Regions from separate parts of the Homo sapiens genome. Here region 2 is linked to region 1. Evidence: chromatin contacts called from ENCODE Hi-C data. All regions are on one chromosome and are shown on one strand. Each heading gives the region's core, a stretch centred on a gene start or an enhancer-like site at or near the end of the contact. The rest is flanking DNA. Distances are from core to core; before and after follow the strand shown. Region 1 holds the start of CASP4 (caspase 4). Region 2 holds the start of CARD18 (caspase recruitment domain family member 18).

Region 1 (2,700 bases), core at 197-2,696:
AAAAGGCATTCCAGCTTTTGGAATTTTCAGCGGTTTTGCGTTGGTTTTTCGTCATCTTTGTGGATTTATCTACCTTTAATCTTTAAAGCTGTTGACCTTTGGATGGGATTTTTGTAGGGTCTTTTTTGTTGATGCTGTGTTATTGTTGTTTTATTTTTTTTTGTTTTTCTTCCAACATTCAGGCCCTTCCTCTGCAGGTCTGCTGCAGTGTGCTGAGGATCTACTCCAGACACTGTTCACCTATGTATCACCAATGGAGGCTGCAGAACAGCAAAGAGTGCTGCCTCCTCCTTCCTCCGGAAGCTTCTTCCCAGAGGATCACTGACCTGACGCCTGTTGGAACTCTCCTGTATGAGGTGTCTGGCAACCCCTGTTGAATGGTCTAACCCAGTCAGGAGGCCCAGGATCAGGAACTCACTTAAGGAAAGAGTCTGGCTATCCCTTAGCAGAGATGGTGCACTGGGCTGGGGGAATCCCCCTTGTCTGGATCGCTGATACTCTTCAGAGCCAGCAGGCAGGAAAGATTAAGTTGGCTGAACCTGAGACCGCAGCTGCCCCTCTCCGCAGGTGCTCTGTACCAGGGAAATGAGAGCTCTGTCTGTAAACTCTAGGTGGAGTTGCTGAAATTCCTGCAAGCATTTCTTGCCGGGAGAGGAGGGATGGATCCCGGTCCCACCTAAAGAAGCAGTCTGGCCATGATCTGCCACAGCGGCTGTGCTGCACTGTGAAGACTGCTGCCCAGTCCAATCTGCCCAGCCTCCCTAGCACTGGTAGGGAAAAACCGCTGACTAGAGCTGCAGTAATGGCAGTCGCCCCTCCCCTGGGGAACTCGGTCATCTCTGGCGTACTCCAGGCTGCTATGCTGGCTAGTGGGGATTCTAATCCAGCGGATCTAAGCTTGCAGGCTTCTGTGAGAATGGACCTGCTGCAAGGCCATTTTGCTCCCTGGCTTCAGCCCCCTTTCCATGGGAGTGGACGGGACTCCTGCCTCACTAGAGTTCCGGGAGCTGCTGGACTATGTAAAAACTCCTGCAGCTCAGTGCCTGCCCAAAAAGCTGGAAATATGAACTATTGGGTTAATTCTTATCAGGAAATGAAAAAGAGTTGTTAGATTAAACTTCTTCAGTCATTGTCGTTCTTTGTAATCAGAGAAAGAAAAACTGAGAGATCAGGAAGAGAAGAGACAGATGGATAGAAGAAGTTTGGGTGGCCACAGGAAACAAGAAAAGAAACAAGCTGAGGTGTCAACCCACAGGATAATATTTTGTCATTTTCATTTTTTTCCCCCAAGTCAGAAACTAAATTCCAGTAATTGGATGCCAATTTGCTGATGACAAGGCACTTCCTGATAATGAGTCTGGAATTCTGAGCAGCAGTTTCACAATCTGTAATTACACGTTTCCGCCCTTTGCAATAAGGAAATACATAGTTTACTTTCATTTTTGACTCTGAGGCTCTTTCCAACGCTGTAAAAAAGGACAGAGGCTGTTCCCTATGGCAGGTGAGTCCTTTTCTGACTAGGAGTTTGGGAGTAGGAACTTAGAAAACACTTGATTTATTGCTCTGAAATAAACACAAGAAAGGAAGTGAGCCGATAGCACACATGTTGAATTCCTTTTCTTACTGATTGTGTGTAGTTTGAATCATGGGACCTGGTGTTAGAGATATTGACGGAGGTCATATGTTTTCCAGATGTCTTTGAGCCAGAAAGAAGTTAATTCCTTTCTTTCAGCTTCTGGTAATCAAAGGGAGGGTAAAGAAAGCCAGAGGAAGTTATTTGTGTGAGACAATTCTAGAAGTTTCGAAATGCACTCTGAAATCTTTCTTTTGATTCCAAATTAATTGCCCAGATCACAAACCTTTTTCGCAGAATCAGATCTGAGAGCCTCTGAATTGTTATCTTCTTCGACATCTCTTATTGTGAATTACATTCTTGGTCTGTTTAAAGTGATTCAATTTTTTCCTCTTTCTCGTTGGTCCTGATACTGACTACTTTAATATAATATTTCATGGGTTAATATCACAGTTGTTTTGTTTTGCCGTTGTTATTGTTTTTAACTGGTATCCTTCCCTCCAGGACTTAACTCTCCAATCCATTCTGCACACAACTTTTAGGTCACCTGTCTTATACACAGAAGCTGAAAAAGCCTAAGGGATAGAGTTACTTAGGCAGCTAGTATTCCAGCAGGTCATAACGCTTCTTTGGCTTCATTCTCCTCACAGGAAAAGGAAGAAATTGGACTAGATCAGTGAATTCTAAACCTTATAACATATCGCAGCAATCTGTAGTCATATAAAAAAAGTCAGATGACTACCCCCTTCCTCACCGCGAATAGCTCAATCTTAAATACCCTGCAGGCATTTATTACCTTTGAAGATCGTCACATAATTCTTATGAAACTGACTTGACATAGGTTTGTTCTATTAGGAAAGTTGACCAGTTAGTTAACACTCTCTGCTTATCTGCTAGTGATCTATTAATGTAATTAACTTTGCTCAGGGACATACAGTGGCTCCCTATTGCCTTTTCTCTTTTTTACTATCTGAACTTTCAGACAATTTTTTCTACCTTTTGAAACATGTGTATCCAGTTTTTCCATTAATCTTTGTAAAGCATGATTTCAACTTCATAAAAAAATACTGTATTTACTTCACTCATATTACCTTGTTGTTGTTTCTTTACTCCTTTGATTCTCCCTA
Region 2 (2,716 bases), core at 189-2,688, 170 kb before region 1:
TTATGCCAGGGGCTATTTTAATGACTTATATTTGTTCATTAAATACTTGCAATAAAACTGCAAGGTAGGAATTATCATCAAACCTATCTGGCAGATGGGAAGACTAAAGCTTGGTTAATTTCCTTTCCTAAGATCAGCAGTTAAAATATGGATCCAACCATTCTGGCTTCAGAGTCTGTGCCCTTAATCTTTGTAATACAGTGTTACTTAAAATGGTGCCATCTGAAGAAAAAGAGCCTTACGTAACAAAGCACTTTTATTCCAAATAGCAAAACTGCTTCATACACCATTTCTGCGTCTGGAGACTGCCTAGAGCTTAGGTAAAAAACAATGAAAGGAAGGTAAGAAGTCTTAGTCCATCTCACACCCATTAGGATGGCTATTATCAAAAGAACAGAAAAATAATATGTATTGGTGAGGACATGGAAAAACTGGAACGCTTCTGCTTTATATGTGGGAATGTAATACAGTGCAGCTGCTATGGAAAACAGCATACCGATTTCACAAAACAAAATGAAATAGAATTACTCTATGATTTGTCAGTTCCACTTCTGGGTATATATTCAAATAATTGACAGCAGAATCTCAAAAACATATTTGTATACCATGTTCATAGCAGTGTTATTTACAATAGCAAAAGGGAAGAAATTTGTGCTCAATGAAGAATGGGTAAACTAAAATGTGGTACATACATAGAATGGAGTATTATTCAACTTCAGAAAGAAAGGAAATTGTGACCCATGCCACAACATGAATAAACACCGAGGACATTACACTAAGTGAAATAAGTCAGGCATCAAAAAATGAATACTGTATAATTCTACTTACATGAGATACCTAGAGAAGTCAAATTCATAAAGACAGAAAGTACAATGTTAGTTGCCAGGGACTGATGGAAGGAAAGGATAGAGAGTTACTGTTTAAGGAGTATAGAGTTTCAATTTCCCAAAATGAAAACAACTACAGTTGGATGATATTGATGGCTACACAGCAATGTGAATGTACTTAATGCCACTGAACTGGATACTGTAAAATGGCTAAGATGGTAAATTTTATATTATGTGTATTTTACCACAATTTAAAAAAGGAACTCTTAGTACTTGATTTAGGTGGCACAACTACCCTATACTGTGATTTTACTTTCCATTTAAATCTCAGTGAATTAAAGATTGTTTACTGCATGTGTTTAGCTCTGTGTGTGCCTTCTCAATTCTCTCCTATTCTTGTTTCTCACCCACCAAGGAATGGTAAAGCAATTTTCTTATGGGCACAGTTCATGCTACAATCTGAGATTCAATTGTGTAAAAATACCTTGGGAAATGACAATAGTTAACAGCTTCTTGGGCAATAATTATAAATACACATGTGTAGGTGTAAGTATTGTTCATTGATCTGTGTACACGCCCTGCCTAAAAGGATAGAGCTACCTTGCCTGTCATTGCAAGTGTAACACACATTGCAAGTGCCAACGTGAGGAGCCATGGCTGGTGAGTCTTCCCCAGTAAGAGGATAGGTCTTAGGGAGGAATTAGTTTGGGAAAGGACTGCCTTTCTCATTAGGCTTTGTGAAGGTTTGTGTGGGCAGCCTTGGGGTGGAGAGAGAAAGAAGAAGGGAGAGGCAGGGTGGGAAGATGCCCAGACTTGCACAGCGTTTTTGAAGGAACAGATAAAGGCCAGGAAGAATCTGGGATCCTACTGGTATCTGCTATAATTTTGCTAGTGTTGTCCACATTTGAAGAGTTATGTAGTTCAGGATGAGAATGGGCACAGGATGGGTATCAGTAGCTGTTGTTCTCAAAGGAAACAGTCAATTCCCTTCAAAATTCATGAAACTGTCAATTCCCTTCAAAATTCAAGAAACTGGGATGTGTCAGAATAGAATGACTTCTGATTTTTAGGAGATTCACAGAAAAATCATGAAGTCAAGTTTCCCAGGTCACTCAGTGAGCATATGTAGGTAATGCTAGAATCAGAAGGAAGTACGTGGAGTAAATGCAAAGGTATAAGACCGTTCCTTGGGATTACTGTACTTGTGGAGAGAAATGTTTAAATGATTGTTACCCTGTTGGTAAATTGAGAGGGAAATTGTGTCATGTTCATTATTTGAGGAATCTTTGTGCTTCCAACAGACCAACTCTTGCGTAAAAAGAGAAGAATTTTTATCCATTCAGTGGGTGCAGGCACAATAAATGCCTTGCTGGATTGCCTATTAGAGGATGAAGTTATTAGCCAGGAAGACATGAACAAAGTGAGAGATGAAAATGACACTGTCATGGATAAGGCTCGAGTCTTGATTGACCTTGTTACTGGAAAAGGACCCAAGTCTTGCTGCAAATTTATCAAGCATCTCTGTGAAGAAGACCCTCAACTTGCCTCAAAGATGGGTTTGCACTAAGGTAAGGTGGAATGATTCAACCTAATGTCCAAATAGGCCCTGTATCTTGAATTCAGTTATGATTTTCTTCACTTGTCTTGTCAGTTGATAATAGGGTTCCTATCATTTTAGCCTCAGACTCCATTCCTTTATGCATGGCTCTAGCTTATGTCTCTTCTGTCTACGTTTTTGTGTCCCTTGTACCTGTTCTCTCAGTACTCCCTGCTGACCACAGCTCATCTCTAATTCTATGTAGGTGGTAGATCATTACTGTAGTTCATTTAAAGAGCCTAGATGTTTTATCCTGAATCTTTTAATGGTCCTGGGGAGCAATGTACAATAT

Evidence for each region. Hi-C counts contacts between places; a loop is a spot of excess contacts on that map. Pooled maps may share reads with other maps.
Region 2: a map of mammary epithelial cell shows a loop between it and region 1 (2.9-fold over the local background). The contact joins the promoter of CARD18 here to the promoter of CASP4 in region 1. A Hi-C loop is called at or near these places in 3 of 168 maps with a recorded cell type or tissue (PC-3, endothelial cell of umbilical vein and mammary epithelial cell) and 1 of 50 pooled maps.

What each region holds. Positions count from the first base shown.
Region 1 is chr11:104,967,320-104,970,019 of GRCh38, reverse strand. CASP4 (caspase 4) reads left to right here and starts at 1,446. Exons shown (of 9, transcript NM_001225.4): 1 at 1,446-1,501. The coding sequence starts at 1,495. It overlaps LOC124902813 (a long non-coding RNA gene), which reads right to left. Exons shown (of 2, transcript XR_007062986.1): 1 at 1,860-2,700; 2 at 1,440-1,735. RefSeq lists an enhancer at 447-1,646.
Region 2 is chr11:105,138,491-105,141,206 of GRCh38, reverse strand. It overlaps CARD18 (caspase recruitment domain family member 18), which reads left to right and starts at 1,438. Exons shown (of 3, transcript NM_021571.4): 1 at 1,438-1,487; 2 at 2,129-2,395. The coding sequence starts at 1,481. The coding sequence ends at 2,394.